Regions from separate parts of the Mus musculus genome. Here all the other regions are linked to region 1. The links are chromatin loops, found by intact Hi-C in ENCODE. Cell type or tissue: heart. All regions are shown on one strand. Links, peaks and the distances in the headings refer to the core of each region. The heading gives the core; the rest is flanking DNA.

Evidence for each region. Hi-C counts contacts between places; a loop is a spot of excess contacts. Peaks named below come from ENCODE experiments on the same cell type or tissue, not always from the same donor. Only the 100,000 strongest peaks of a DNase experiment are listed, where the experiment ranks them.
Region 2: a loop joins it to region 1, with 11 times the contacts of the local background. A loop is called at or near these places in 4 of 42 quality-filtered maps.
Region 3: it touches region 1 in a loop (6-fold over the local background); 31 of 42 quality-filtered maps call a loop at or near these places.

What each region holds. Positions count from the first base shown.
Region 1 is chr7:18,871,334-18,876,665 of GRCm38, forward strand. No RefSeq gene overlaps it. Among named protein-coding and RNA genes, the nearest start is that of Pglyrp1, 11 kb to the right of the region's middle. In heart, for the core only: no CTCF peak of the experiment used is centred there; a DNase peak (open chromatin) is centred at 2,148; H3K4me3 peaks cover 1,067 bases.
Region 2 is chr7:18,708,301-18,713,632 of GRCm38, forward strand. No RefSeq gene overlaps it. Among named protein-coding and RNA genes, the nearest start is that of Psg22, 7.1 kb to the right of the region's middle. In heart, for the core only: a CTCF peak has its summit at 2,222 (motif pointing right); no DNase peak of the experiment used is centred there.
Region 3 is chr7:18,746,846-18,752,177 of GRCm38, forward strand. No RefSeq gene overlaps it. Among named protein-coding and RNA genes, the nearest start is that of Gm24464, 4.3 kb to the left of the region's middle. In heart, for the core only: a CTCF peak has its summit at 3,161; no DNase peak of the experiment used is centred there; H3K27me3 peaks cover 1,018 bases.

The sequences.
Region 1 (5,332 bases), core at 81-5,080:
GCCTGCTTGCTGCGTGAGACTGAGTAACTGCTAGATCCTTGGACTTCCATTCACAGCTGCGACTGAACAATTGTTGGGAATTGGGCTGCCGACTGTAAGTCATCAATAAATTCCTTTACTATTTAGAGACTATTCATAAGTTCTGTGACTCTAGAGAACCCTGACTAATACACCAGGTTAGACCCTACTGCTGAGAATACCACATGTCCAGGACACAGTGACCTCAAGTCAGAACTAAGCTGGAAGCTCTCTTCCTCCCTGCTAGCTGGCTCATTAAGGAGCTAAGAATTTTTTTTACGATGCATTTTGATATAATTTAAATGGCGTGTAATAATTGTTTGTTTGTTTGTTTTGTGAGTGTTTAACATTTTATTTGGTTTGTTCTTGAAACAAACTCTAATGTAGCCCAGGCTAGTCTCAGACACACTAGCTAGCAGAGGCTGGCTCTGAACTCCTGATTGTTGACCCACCTCCATTTCCGCCCTCGTGCTGAGATGAAAGGCATCAACACACCTGACATAAAAATCTTGGTTTTTTTTTTTTTTTTAAGTTATGCCATCTGTTGTAATCAGGCTGTTCTCACTCAAGAGAAGACCAGGACAAACTTTTTAGGAATTTGAAATTTTTTATTGAGCCACAGACCCTGCTGGGGGACACTCCTGTGACTACTTATTTAAAGAGGTGGCCCCTAACTGAGTGAGCAAGAGGCTTATAAAGGGACAACCACAAGTCTGGTGCTCCCGTTTTGATGTAGCTGTGATGGCTGTTAGTAAGCATGACAGGTATGAACTTTTAATGAGAACAGGGCACAGCTGTGGAACCACGCGGCATCACTGATCAGAAAGGGTGGCAGAAGCAGAGTGATCGCCAGAGAGTTATGGTACCCATAAAGTACCAGCATACCAGAGGGTCAGGCTGATCTCAATCTTAGCCCGAAGTCAGGTAGGATTGAGCAAATAGGTTTTTCTTAGTTTATATCCACAGCCCTTGAAGTCTTTTTTTTTTTTTTTAATAATTTACTTTTTTATTCAAGTTACATCTGGATCACAGCCCACCCTCCCTCTTTTCCTCCCAGTACTACGCTTACAAGTCCCGCCCCCTATTGCCTCCTGGCCCTTTAAGTTTTGAGTTCAAAGCTGAGGCAAATCCCCTGATTGATAGTTTCCTTAAAACAAACAAACAAACAAAAAAGACTACACTTCCCAGCTCCCTTTGCGGGCAGGCAAAGTAAATCTGAAAGGGAGTGACTACTGGAGTACACGCAGAGGGAGAGGGGGAGAGGGGGAGAGGGGGAAAGGGGGAGAGGGGGAGAGGGAGAGATATTTCCTCTCCTATACAGGGTCATAGACAGGGTCACATCTTTTTCCTGCAGGTGTTCTCTCATCCACCCACGTGTATGGGACAATGTCCCGTCGCCATGACTGAAAGGGGGGTCCCGACCCGACTCTTCAGGGTCAGATGCCTCTTCCTTTTAAGCCGCTTCAGAAATCTTACACTGATAATCTGGTTTTCATATCACAGTTACGTGTTGTGCATTAAATACCTGCCCCTGCTTGTATGTTTCCAGGACCCTTAGCGGAGGACAGCATCCTGACGGCTAAGCCCCCACGGAGACAAGCAGAGCTCTGCAAAGGCAGGACCATCAGCTACAGAGCAAGGAGGAGCTGAAAAGCTTTGGTAAGAGAGGGACACTGAGGTGAGCTAGCGCCAGTGGTCCAGCAGGAGCATCACAAACCTAGTCACTTTCTGCATCTTCTCACGGGATGGCCACATTAATTTTGGCTTCCCTTATGAAAGCGAGCTGGCTTTCAAAAGTTTCCATGGTTATGTTTCCTCCAAAAACATCAGTAGCTTCACATACTTTCCTTTGTTTCCCAACAAGAGCCAGACTGATTTTTCAAAGATGCAAAATCGCTCTCATAACTCTCATCCCCCAAGTCCTCTGTGAGTCGTCCCTAAGTGCCCTGGGAATGAAATGCAAGGGCCCCTCCCACATACACTCCAGTGCTTTCCATCCTAACAATTAAAACCCAGGAAAGTCTATACCGCTGGTAAATGATTGCGATTGCCTCTGCTGTTAACAGAAGTGATCTGCTCTGCGGGAGAGTGGTAGGGAGGCAGAAGGCAGGACAGGAAGGAGCGCTGGGGGTGGGAGGGGAGGAAACCTTATGGGTTCAGCGGTTGCTTTTACGTACGCTGGTAAAAATGGGGACATGGCACCCTCTGGTGGACAAAGGAGAGAACTGCGGTAACCCTGTGCATCGTGACTCCCCTCACACACACACACTCTAAAATCCCAGAGGTCAAAGGTAATAATGATCCCAGAATTCTGAAGCTTCCAGGCAGCCAGGGTAATTGTGTGAAATATAACATTTCTTTTATTAGTAGTCCCTGGTTTTGTTTTGTTTTTTAGTTGTATCTTTTCTCAACCACTAAGATCTGTGAAGATAGAAACCTCTCTTGTTCACAGCCCTTGTTCCTTTAACAGGTGGTTGGAGCACAGAATAGATGCTCAGTAAATGATACGGGATGTTATTCACTGTCTTCAGCTCAAACCTGAGATGATGTGCTGGCGCAGTGGTGGCGCACGCCCTTAATCTCAGCACTTGGGAGGCAGAGACAGGCGGATTTCTGAGTTCGAGGCCAGCGTGGTCTACAGAGTGAGTTCCAGGACGGTCAGAGCTACACAGAGAAACCCTGTCTTGAAAAAAAAAAAAAAAGAACCCAGAGGATGTGTGTGCCCCCACTTTGGATCGGACCCAAGACCCTAAGACCCAAGACCCAACATGGAGTTAGCAGCTGCTAGCCTCCTTCCAGAGCCTGTACAAGCTGCTTCCCTGAAGTAGTAAGCAAGGGGGGTCAGATGAAACCCGAAAGCTCCCTGTCTCTGGGTATGAAGAGAGCAGGGGCACAATTGGTGGGGTACCCAAAGATTCCCCCCACGGTGGGACAAGAGGAATGGGGATTCGAACAGAAGGAAGCAGGTGGGCTGTAAGTTAGGAAGCTGGAATATTTTAGGTTGTCTTTGTTTTTAAAGCATTGATGTGTGTGAGTGTTTTGCCTGTAGGTGTGTAGGTGTGCCACACTGGTGCATGCCTGGTGCCCAGGAGTTGAGGAGGAGAGGCTCCCCTGCATTAACTAGGATTACAGATGATTGTAGACTGCCGTGTGGGTACTGGGAATCAAACCTGCGTTCTCTGCAAAGGCAAAAAGTGCTCATACCTGCTCAGCCATCTCTCAATGGGCCAAATTTTTAACCCACAAAAACTTCAACCCCACCAGGTCGTTCATCCTTAAAGCAGGGGAGGGTAGGAAAGCTTTTAAACAGAGATGCCTGCATCTTGAAGGTAAGGGTAAAAACAGCCCTAGGAAGTACCTGTGTGGTACACAGGTTGGGCAAGGAGCAAGTTCCTTCTCTCAATAAAGAAGAAGGAAAGCCTACTATTAAGTAAGTCTCCCAGATGTTGGGAAAGGTGCCTGATACCCTACACTCCTCCTTCCTGTGCCGACTCCCAAGAGAGCTGTGGTCTGCTGCACAAGAAATTCATTGTGTGTTTTTGTTGGAGACAGGGTCTCTTGTAACCCAGACTAGCCTCAAACTCCCTCTACACAGCCAAAGATGACCTTGAACGTGTGAACCTCCTGTGGCTTTATAATTACAGGCACGGACCAAATTACCTGGTTTATGTGGTGTTGGATCTAATGTGGAAATGTCCTCCTACTTTTGCAAAAGCCTGGCAGTGCCCATGTGAAACCAGATGCACTACCACTGAGCCACACGCCCAGCCCCTCACTGGGGGATTCTAGGCAGGGGCTCTACCACTGAGCCACACCCCCAGCCCCTCACTGGGGGATTCTAGGCAGGGGCTCTACCACTGAGCCACGCCCCCAGCCCCTCCTTGGGGGATTCTAGGCAGGGGCTCTACCACTGAGCCACACCCCCAGCCCCTCACTGGGGGATTCTAGGCAGGGGCTCTACCACTGAGCCACGCCCCCAGCCCCTCACTGGGGGATTCTAGGCAGGGGCTCTACCACTGAGCCATATCCCAGAGGCAGGAAGACAAGGAAATGCAGAAGGAAGAGGAAAGAAAAGAAGTTGGGGAAGAAAACGGAAAGCCGAGACAGCACAACTGGCTGTGCAAGCATAGGACCTGAGCTCTCGCTCCCCTTTCCTGTTTGAGGTAGGTCTTCTAATGTTTCTCAGGTTACTCTTTAACTCAAGATCCTCCACACCCAGTCTCATGAGTATCTGGGATTACAAGTGTGCACTGCCATGCCTGGCCACTGGAGCGTTAGTAATGATACTGAAGAATACAGGCTTGTGAGGTCAGAAAATACATATTAAATGCCTATCATTACACTGCATTCCCCAATTTTTCTCTCCACTTGGAATGTGTTGAAGCCACCTCTGCTCTGCACTCGATGGGGGCATCACTCACTTCTTCTTCCTTTTTCTTTCTTTTTTTTTTTTTTTTTTTTTTGAGGAGCAAAGACAAGAGGGTTCATGATGTAGCCCAGGCTGACATCAAAACTTACTAGTCAGTGAGGATGCTCTTGAATCCCTCCCTGGTATCCCTACAGACAGCTTTAGGCAAAGTTTTTATATTGAAATATTTTCTATTATGGTTGAGGCTCCGAGGTCAATACCCAGAACCATAAAAGCGTATCAAAAACTAAAACATTTCTATTGTGGTGGCCTGACCTGGGTTTCAGTCTTAGCACCTACAGCTGGTGGCCCAGAACCCTCTGTAACTTCTGCCCAGGGATCAATGCTCTGGCCTCAGTGGGTATCCACATTTATACGCACGGTTATAGTTAGGGTTTTATTGCTGTGAACAGACACCATGACCAAGTCAACTCTTATAAAAACAACTTTTAGTTGGAGTTGGCTTACAAGTTCAGAGGTTCAGTCCATTATCATCAAGGCAGGAACATGGCAGCATCCAGGTAGGCATAGTGCAGGGAGAGCTGAGAGTTCTACATTTTCATCTGAAGGCTGCTAGCAGAATACTGGCTTCCAGGCAGTTAGCATGAGGGTCTTAAAGCTCACACCCAGAGTGACACACCTACTCCAACAGGGACACACTCTCTAATAGGGCCACTCCCTGGGCTGAGCATATACAAACCATCACACGCACATACCCACAAACAGAAATGCACACAAACTGGCACATATACATAATCATGATGTTTTTTAATTAGTAGGTAGAGTGGTGTACACCTTTAATCCCACCTTGATAACTGTGAGTTCAGGCCAGCCTGGTCTACATAGGGTGTACCAGGACATCCAGGGCTACATAGAGAGACCCTGTCTCAGTTTTTTGTTGTTGTT
Region 2 (5,332 bases), core at 63-5,062, 160 kb before region 1:
CCACATTCATTAAAGAAACTTTAGTAAAGCTCAAAGCACACATTGCACCTCACACAATAATAGTAGGAGACTTCAACACCCCACTCTCATCAATGGACAGATCCTGGAAACACAAACTAAACAGAGGCACATTGAAAATAATAGAAGGCCAAAGCATCTGCAGGAGACATCTTGGTTCCCGGATTCCACCAAGACTAGTCTGCTCAAGTGAGAGTGTGGACTACAAAAGCCAACAGCTTCTGGGACAGGCAGGAGCCACAGAGCTTCTGAGGCAGACCCCTTTTCAGGCTCCAGACATCCGGGCACCTTCCCTGCCAGAGGAGAAGTGTCTGCCCTGCCCGGGAGGGCTTTTCCGGAGTACCTGAGGGAGCCATCTTGATCCCTGGATCCTGCTGAGACTAGTCTGCACAGGTGAGAGTGTGGACTACAGAAGCTAACAGCTTCTGGGACAGGTCCTGTTTCAGGCGTTCATCTTCTGTCAGGAGGCAAGTCCAAATGCCAGATATCTGTGCACCTTCCCTGAAAGAGGAGAGCTTGCCTGCAGTGAGTGCTATGACCACTGAAACTCAGGAAAGAGCTAGTCTCCCAGGTCTGCTGGTAGAGAATAACAGACTCACGAGAGGAACAAGCTCTAACCAGAAACAACTATAATAACTGACTCCAGAGATTACCAGATGGCAAAAGGCAGACATAAGAATCTTTCTAACAGAAACCAAGACCACTCACCATCATCAGAACCCAGCACTCCCACCTCAGCCAGTCCTGGGCACCCCAACACATGCGAAAACCTAGACCCAGATTTAAAGGCATATCTCATGATGATGCTAGAAGACATCAAAAAGGACTTTAATAAATCACTTAAAGAAATACAGGAGAACACTGCTAAAGAGTTGCAAGTCCTTAAAGAAAAACAGGAAAACACATCCAAACAGGTGATAGAAATGAACAAAACCATACTAGACCTAAAAAGGGAAGTAGACAAAATAAAGAAATCCCAAAGTGAGGCAACGCTGGAGATGGAAACCCTAGGAAAGAAATTTGGAAACATAGATTCAAGCATCAGCAACAGAATATAAGAGATGGAAGAGAGAATCTCAGGTGCAGAAGATACCATAGAGAACATTGGCACAACAAACAAAGAAAATACAAAATGCAAAAAGATTCTAACTCAAAACATCCAGGAAATCTAGGACACAATGAGAAGACCAAACTTACGGATAATTGGAACAGATGAGAATGAAGATTTTCAACTTAAAGGGCCAGCAAATATCTTCAACCAAATTTAAGAAGAAAACTTCCCAAACCTAAAGAAAGAGATACCCATGAACATACAAGAAGCCTACAGAACTCCAAATAGACAGGACCAGAAAAAAAAATTCCTGCCAACCCATAATAATCAGAACAACAACTGCCCTAAATAAAGATAGAATACTAAAAGCAGTAAGGGAAAAAGGTCAAGTAACATATAAAGGCAGGCCTATCAGAATTACACCAGATTTTTCACCAGAGACTATGAAAGCCAGAAGAGCCTGGACAGATGTTATACAGTCACTAAGAGAACACAAATGTCAGCCCAGGCTACTATACCCAGCCAAACTTTCAATTACCAAAGATGGAGAAACCAAAGTATTCCATGATAAAACCAAATTCACACATTATCTTTCCACGAATCCAGCCCTTCAAAGGATAATGACAGAAAAAAATCCAATACAAGGACAGAAACCACGTCCTAGAAAAAGCAAGAAAGTAATCCTTCAATAAAGCTAAAAGAAGACAGCCACAAGAACAGAATGCCGACTTTAACAACAAAAATAATAGGAAGCAACAATTACTTTTCCTTAATATCTCTTAATATCAATAGACTCAACTCCTCAATAAAAAGACATAGATTAACAGACTGGCTACACAAAAAGGACCCAACATTTTGCTGCAACAGGTCCTAGACACATCTATCCCTAACCGCAACCAGCCATGGATACAAAATCAAGGCCTTGTTTCCAGAAGTGTGGAAGCCTCTGCTCCCTGAACCCTCACCCACCCAGAGGAGGCTCAGAATCTCCTGTCCCAGTGGTAGCCATGGCTCCCCGATATGTCTATCCTTCCCGCAACCGGCCACAGAAACAGATTCAAGGTCTTGTACCCAGGTGGTGCTCACAGAAGATGAATGTGGAGTCACTCAGAATCTAAGAACAGAATCAGCCTGCAGTAACAAGACATAACCACAAGGTGGTGTTCACAAACACATCAACACTCAGTACTGCACAAATGTTTACTCAGACCTGAAAAAATTACCGTGGCAACATAAGTCATTTATCTCTACACAAGCTTTTGTTATGCTCTATGGATCTCACAGAAAGTTGTTGATATTCAGACAAATGAGCTGCCACATACATCACAAGTTTTTGCACCACTGCACAAGTACTCACCCCTTCAGACCACATAGAAAATTTCTGACACTCATATACATTCCTTGGCACAGCTCAAACCTAGAATAATCACAGTGGTAACACAAGCTACCAGGTTCCACACAAACAAAACATCTCAGCAGGGCTGGAAGAGTTCCACATTTATCTCCACACAGGTTTGCTCCATTCCACTCTGCAGAGCTTACAGAAAAAGCTCAGACAGATTCAGTGCTCAGACATGGAAAAAGCAGGGAGTTTAACACAGTTTTACAAACATAAAAAAACAAATACCTAGACTAGTTTTGTCAGCTTTAGGACCGTCTACATCAGTAGTCCTGTGTGTCATGGGGAACTTCCCAGGCAACATACCAAAATGTTGTGCCAGGGAAATGTTATCCCAAACACACACAGGAGACAATCTGATGCAACATACAGCAGGGCTTTTCTTCTATTTGAGCTGTCTCAGGCCCTCCCAACATACCACTGTTATGCAGGATGTTTTGGTGGTGGGGGAGCCCTGAATATCTATCAAGGAAAGGCTTTATAGTAAGCAGCAAGCAGGAAATACATGTGCAAACATCCAATTGGAAAGATATTGTGGCCTTTAACATAATTGGCTGGTGCTGGGAGTCACATCAGAAAATTAACTTCTGTTCCCCTCTGCATTGAGGGGTTGCTAGGCAAGGGGTGGGCTTGTAACTTGGGATGCATATTTGTTGAGAGAATAACCTGAAGACACTGGTGTTGTTGGAGATTAGGCTAGAGACTGGAGCTATGCTCAGGTTTTGTTTGGGTGGGGCAACTTGGAGATCAATGCTATATACCAGCCTGTTAGTTTACCTGAGTTCAAACATAGTTCAGGTTCTCTAAAATGGAGAACTTAAAAGCTTTGTCATCTCAACAGCATCTTAATATACCAATTAGAAGTAACTGAGTGCAGGTTCCTAGAAGCACTTTGCAAACCCTCTTGTGCAAACAGTTATGGGGGACCCAGTTAGAATTAGAATACAAGCAGCTACATCCTATGAGAAATTTGTGCCCCTTTGGAGTTTTAGAATTATCAGAGGACATAGTCAGTGTAGACCATCTGAAATATCAGAATGTTTCATCCTATTCAGGGCAGGATGTGTGTGTGTGTGTGTGTGTGTGTGTGTGTGTGTGTGTGTGTGTGTGTGAGAGAGAGAGAGAGAGAGAGACAGAGAGAGAGAGAGAGAGACAGAGAGAGAGAGAGAGACAGAGACAGAGAGAGAGACAGAGAGAGACAGAGAGGCAGAGAGACAGAGAGACAGAGAGACAGAGAAGGAGAGGCAGAGAGAGAGGGATAGAGGGATAGAGGGACAGAGAAAGAGAGAGAGAGAGAGAGGGTGAGAGAGCAGTGTGTGTCTTTGTGTGCATACATGCTGTGAGTGTGTACATATGTGTGTCTGTGTGTAGCTCTGCCATAGAATCAGGATGAGCCCAGATTGCCTGGCCCTCATCATAAGCACATCCTGAGAAAGGTCCCTGGGCCTGAGAATCTGGCTGCTGAAACAGTGGAATTTTACTCCAAGGGGGACAACCAGGAAGTCCTGGCTCTGTATCAGTGTCCTAGAGAACTGACTCTAGGTGCCCTGGGGTAGTTCCTGCAGTCTTGGGATCTGAGCTGTCAGAACCAACAGAGCAGAATGATTCATTATCTGTCTGAACATCCTAGCTCAGGGAACCAGACAGGGCGCTGATATGAGAGCCACTGGTAGGATAGGTCACTGGGCATCTCCTTCTGGGTCTCAGCATGGAGAGCACATCTGTACAGATGCTTAGGCCATCAGCCAACTGTTCTGAATGCTTATGAGACTTACACGAATGTCAGTGTCCCCATGAGATGGACAGAGGACATAGGTGACTTGATGATTCATGTCCTGAGGGAGGAAGTCTAAAAAAATCCTCTCCTTCAGGCAATGGTAACAGACACTGCTGATGTGGACAGCTGTCCCTCCTCTGTGTCAGGCCCTTGCTCATATTAAAGGCTATCTTGTAGACACTGAAACATTCCCCAAGTGTGATGTCGCTGGGAAACTGAGGCACAGGGAACACAGTGTCCACCTGAGCCTCACACAGTCCACAGCTGACAGATGTGAAGCACAAGTGCTCTGTCTCCAGCCAAGTATCCAGTGTCCCCGTACTGGAGGCCTTCTCGGGTGTCTGTGAATCAGGGAGGATCCGATGTTAATCTTGGTCATCAGCTGCTTAAGGGGACATCTTGACCATGAATTGAAAACAAATGGACAGTCAGAGTTAGATCTGACTGTAGAACTAAACCATATGTCTCTGAACAATTCCTGAAGCATTCTAGGATAACTGAGCCCATATACTAGACAGGAAATCATGTGACCTCTGCATCCAACAGTCACTGCTCCTGGAATAGAATGAACAGGATGTTGCTTCAGGCTCCCATTAGAGCCTACATCTGCCACAGGTCTTCCTTGTCCTCTATCACTTGGTTACTCCTGGGTTCATGACACAGACCCTCTGTACACTATGAAGACCAGTACATCTTGGCCTAGGCCAAGCATATGCAGCCAGGCCCAGTATTGAGCTAGAATGGGTTAGAGGGAATTTTCATGCTTAGAGAGGCTCAGAGTGATGGAGTGTTGGGGACATCTTGGAGTCAGACTTAATGAACACATGGGTATTTAGTGTGGTTCTTCTCTGTATATGCTGGTGAGGGAACAGGGATCATGCCTGCCACATGAGTATTCTTTTACAAAGTTTCATCCTAGCTCTGACTGGGACTTGTTTACCTGATGTTATAGCACAGATACTACATCCTTCTATAGACCAGGATTTCCCCTTAACCTCTGCTGACATCACATGTGGCTTTGTTCTGTTTGCTCCAATGGCTCAGATGACCTGCTGATGTTCCCCTCAGACATTCATTACCATCCAGG
Region 3 (5,332 bases), core at 63-5,062, 120 kb before region 1:
AATGTTTACAGTAAGGATAAAGCGGCTCTGCCTAGGATCAGCTTAATGACAGCTAAGGTTTCACACCCTTAGTCACAATGCAGCCTGCTAAAGAATTGTTGTGGGCATATTTAATAACCATGAACTAAAATGGGCAGCTAATATTTAATTACCATTGATTATAATTGATAACAATTATAAAAGCTTTCTTAATTTCCTGCAAAGCCTTCTGTAGTAAACTAAAATCCTAAGTAATAAAAAGATATTGCCTTTGAATGTTTTCTGGAGCAACAGCCACTCCCCAGAACCTAAAAGCTTCTTGTGTGAGAGCAAAGAATTAAAGTAAAACTTCCCTTGAGAGGCATTAGCTAATAAAATACTTTCCACTTAGAAAACAATATACACTGAAAGATTCAAACTCTTAGCTTCTTGTATAGAAGCAGAAATGATAAAAATTTCTTACATAATGTAGACCTATATTTAGCCATACCTAGAGGCAAAATTTTCCAGTGATTACAAACTCACTAGATGCAAACCCTTCACAATTATTAAGATGCAAAGAAAAAAACCAAACTTTTATATCTATAATAACTATATAAAAACTAGGCAAGCCAAATTGTAATGCCTTTATAAATTCTACAGTCTGATTGACCCTTTATAAACTTTGAATTTGAACTTTATTAAAACAGCATTTGGCTAGGTCTGCAAAGGTGCCCTTTTAGCTAAAAGGAAATTCCCCTGGAGGCAAGGAGAGGCAAGGAGAGGCAAATAGAGCTTCTTTAGGCACTATTTGCAAGACAAAAGAAAGTCACACAAACCTTGCAGAGGCTGCTCCCGAGCTCAGTTCCTCCTGCCATGAGGTCAGATTTTAGAACTTTTAAGTCTCTTTGCAATATTAGATTATAACTACTACCTTGGGAAAGCAAAACCCAATTTCAAAACAATTTATCATCTTTAGAATCAATATTAGAAGCATTACTATCATATTACGAAGTTTGGCTGCCAACTTATACCTATGAATGCATGACAGTGAAAGCTTTAAATCTTATCTTTAAATTTACTTTCTAGGATAAGAATCACCTTAAATATTATCTCATCTAGAAGTATCTTAGGAGGCCCAGTTTTTTGGCCCTCTTATGCCACGTGTTAGAAAAGACTCCCGAATTGCCAATTTAAGGCTAACCTTCTGTTACCAATGTAATAATTATTTAATCCTAACCAATAACTTATGAAATGATTGTGAAGACAGGCAGAGCACATTTCCAGTAAAAACCAAATGAAGCAGCTACACTTAGATTCAATCAGAGAATATTAATTTTTCTAACTATAATTATAAAATAAAAAGCACTTTGTCATTAACTAAACTCAATAATCACGATTGCAGAGAATTTTCTTACAAAAAAAAAATCTATCAGCTATTTCGCCCCCAAACTATGAGGCTGCAGACTCCCCTTTTTTAAAAAAACAGTTTTTCCAGCAGGGGCCCTCCTGCTGTGCCTGATCCTGGCTAAAGTGTGTGGCCCCTCTAGGCTTTGCTATACCAGCAGAGAAAGTATTAGCCATCTTTTATTTTCCAAAATGAAAACACAGAAAATTCAGTCATTCAGATGACTAGACATGAACACACATGAATTGAACACATGGACAGACCGGTGCACCAGACATTAGACAAGACCTTAGACAAAAACACAAAGAAGGCTGCTGTAGGACCCAGAGAGAATAAAGCATGGCGTCCCCTAAAATTTCTCTCTGCTTCTGGGACATTTTCCTCCCACCTGATGCAGTTCTTATACTGCGGCCAATCTGCCTGATTGTTAAATCCAAACCCTTTTACCTCTCTCATCTAAAAAGCAGCTTCTGGAAGCTGCGGCTAACTGCCTGTTACATTCCTAGATCCCGTATCTCACTGCTGAACCTAAGTGAATCCAGCGCGCGGGTTTAGCGCTGTTCCAGCTTAGCCCGTACCATACCTAGCAACCTTTTTGCCTGTTGCTTCTCATGTTCCGGTACGAATTTTCTTTAATTATTTTCTTTTTCCATGGAGCTCCAAACCAGCAGTGTTTCTTCCAAATGTCCTCTGCCATTCCCACGCCCCGCATTGTTTTGCCAAATTGTTGGGGCCGGCCTGCGGCTCTCAGGTCTGGGTTCGAGCCTGGGAGGCATCTTGGAGCTGAAAGAAAGGGAAACTAGGCAGAAGAGAGAGAGAGAGAGATGGATTCTGATCAAGGCTCAATGATTGATGATAAAATCTGCGCTTATAAAGAGGGGATCCCATCCTTCAGGCAGGCGGCAGGCAGTATCACATCAAAGGAGAGGGATGAGAAGCAGCACGGCAGGTGGCTCCGCCTCAGTGCCGGACAGTCTGAACCAGCCTGTCTAGGCTGAAGGAGGTTACAGTCAATGTTCACAGTAAGTGACTGTCTTGCTTCCCAATGCTGGGTGTGTCTTACTCTACTTCATATGTTCGTTGTGAGGAGTGGGTTGTGCCTACTCTCTCTACCAGTGCATTGTGCCTTCAGAATGGCATTTGGGCACTTAGTGCAGTGCACATATGGGGTGGACCAACAACATTAGAACCTCTCACCTGTCTTTTCATGGAGAGTTATCCATCCTGTGCTGGGTAAACTCAGCCTATGAATGTCAGACTCAGACATGACCCTTGGGCCTCTCAACATCCCCATAGCCCTATTATAGACTCTGTGGGTTTTGGATAAGCCCTAGCTGAGGAAGCCATGGAGTCCACAGAGCACCAGGAAGCCTTGGCTGCAAATCTCTGTGATGGTTAGACTACAAGTGACACTGGGAAATGGTTTTTCATTGGTTAGTTTTGGATTCCTGTTACAGCTGACATGGTACAAGGCTGTCATGGCATGTGTTGCTATCTAGTGCACTGTCATGAGAGCCACAGTTATGATAGTTACCCTGGGCATCTTCCACAGAGACTCATCCAGGAATACATAGCTGGACAGGACAATCTGGGTTCCCAGGCCATCACCAGCTGTTTGGATGGCCTTATGAGACTCACAGGAAGCTCAGGATTTCCAAGGTTATGGAAAAAGGACACAGGCCCTATTGCGAAGTGTTTGTCCTCTGATGCGCTCTTCCTGGAATTTTTTTCCTGCTGGCAAAATGTTCCAGAGTTGCTAACTGGAGAGCACACAGAATGAGGTGCAATTCCATTGCTGCTCACTAGATGGTGCAGTAACTCAGCCCAAGGCTTCAGAGTCTGCCCAGTCTCCTAAGGCTCTTACCGTGATCAGAATGGCAGAAAACTCAGAAAAGCAATTTCAGGAACCATGCGCTTAGGGTGTAGCTGAAAGGAAATAAAACTGTGATTCATGTAATGTATGTCAAATAGCCCAAAGAGTTGTTTGTGAGCTTTGAAAACCTGGGGCTGAGAACATAGCAGAACAGACCAGGACATGCCCGGGCAGGCCCATCGCCTCCCTATCTCCCACCCCTCTGACCTAAGTTAAATGTTACAGGCTGCTAATGTTTAAATGGACCAATCATGTGAAACCGCGCCAATTCCTCCCCCAGCCCCACTCCTTTTCTATAAAAACCCCTAGCTTCCAAGCCTCGTGGTTGAATCCACTGTCTCCTGTGTGAGATACGTTTCGACCCGGAGCTCCGCAATTAAAATACCTTGTGTTGTTACATCAAGGTGTTGTGTTCTATTCGTGATTCTTGGGTGCACGCCGAATCGGGAGCTGAGTGGGGGTTTCCCCACTAGGTTCTTTCATAGCCTGGCTCCATCCCTTATCCTATAGACCTCAAGTTCTTTTGTGCAGTCTTTCAGACCTACTAAGCACATTACTCTGTCAGAGAATCCTGAGTACCTCGTTTCCAGCTCTCCCTGTCAAATTCCATTGTGAATTACCTAGACAGAGGACAGCTGCCTCCCAGGAAGGACATGGGCAGACCCTAGGTGAGGTCCAGGTAGCACAGGATGCTGAGAGTGAAGCCTCCCTCAGTCTTGAAGCAGGCTGATTTAGACTTTGCTTCCACTGAATATGAGATTACCTGGGGTGTAGCCTTCCGACTTAGATGGCTATATTGTTATGTCAACTACCGCTGCTCTTCTCTGAGACTCTGCTACCTGCTGAGACACCCTTGAGACATTTTGGAGACACATCCTATCCTGCATGTCGCCTACAGGCTGGCTCCAGGCACCAAGAATGGACTGGCGGGGGTGGCGGGTGATCGGCCTTCCCCCTTATAAGCACAGTCTCTTAGTAAACTCGTGGGCCTTGATCAGAGAAAAATTTGTCTTGGCATCATCATTCTTTCCTCGCTGCCTAGTCTCTCTTTCAGCCCCAGCCTGCCTTCCAGGAATACCCAGTTCATGTAGGCTGCGGGCCAGCCTCCTACAACAGATTGGCACCTGAACCAGGGACCTGGAAATGACAGGAAATACTGGGGGATCACTGTCTTATGTGTGGAGCTCCATGAGAAAGAAAGAATAAAAAGATCGTACTGGGCACAGTGAGCAACAGGTATTTATGCTGGTTTTAAACTTCATATTTTAAAGTGTTGCTTGAGGTGCGATAGGATACGGGCTAAGTTGGAACAGTGCTGACCCGGTGCTGATTCTACTTAGGGTTTGGCAGCAAAATATGTGTGGGACTAGAAACTTCGAATCAGGTGGTTGTCCGCAGTCAAGGACTGCATTAGGCTAGAGGAATAGGGTTTAGAATAATAAAATAAAATAAAATAAAATAAAATAAAATAAAATAAAATAGAAGAAAATGGATTTTGAAACTCTTCCAGAGACAGAGAGAATTGGCGGACGCCCTGCTTTATTCTTTCTGGCCCCTACAGCAGAAGTTCTCTGCCCTATTTGTGTTCTCTAATGTTTGGTGCACCAATCTGTTCACGTGTCAATTCAGGTGTGTTTTGTTTCATTGTCTGAATGACTGAATGTTCTGTGTTTCATGTTGGAAAATAAAAATGGCTAAGCCTTTATCTGCTGGTCCACCCTTTAGCCAAGAATCAAGCACAGCAGGAGAGCCTCTGCTGAAAAAAACTGTTTTTAAAGAAAAGGAGTCTGCAACCTCTTAGTTCTAAGGCAAATAAGCTGATAGTTGTTTTTTCCTAGAAAATTCTCTGCAATTGTGATTATTGTGTTTAGCAAATGACAAAGTCCTTTTTTATCTTATAAATATAGCTAGAAAAATTAAAATTCTTTGATTGGTCTAAATTTATAAGATTCCTGTAGCCACTTAATTTGGTTTTTTACTGGTCTTAAAGATATAATATGCTCTGCGTGTCTTCATCATGGAATATTAGCTTATAAGTTATTGGATATGGTTAAAAGGTGTAACATTGGTAGCAAGACAGCTTTAAATTGGTA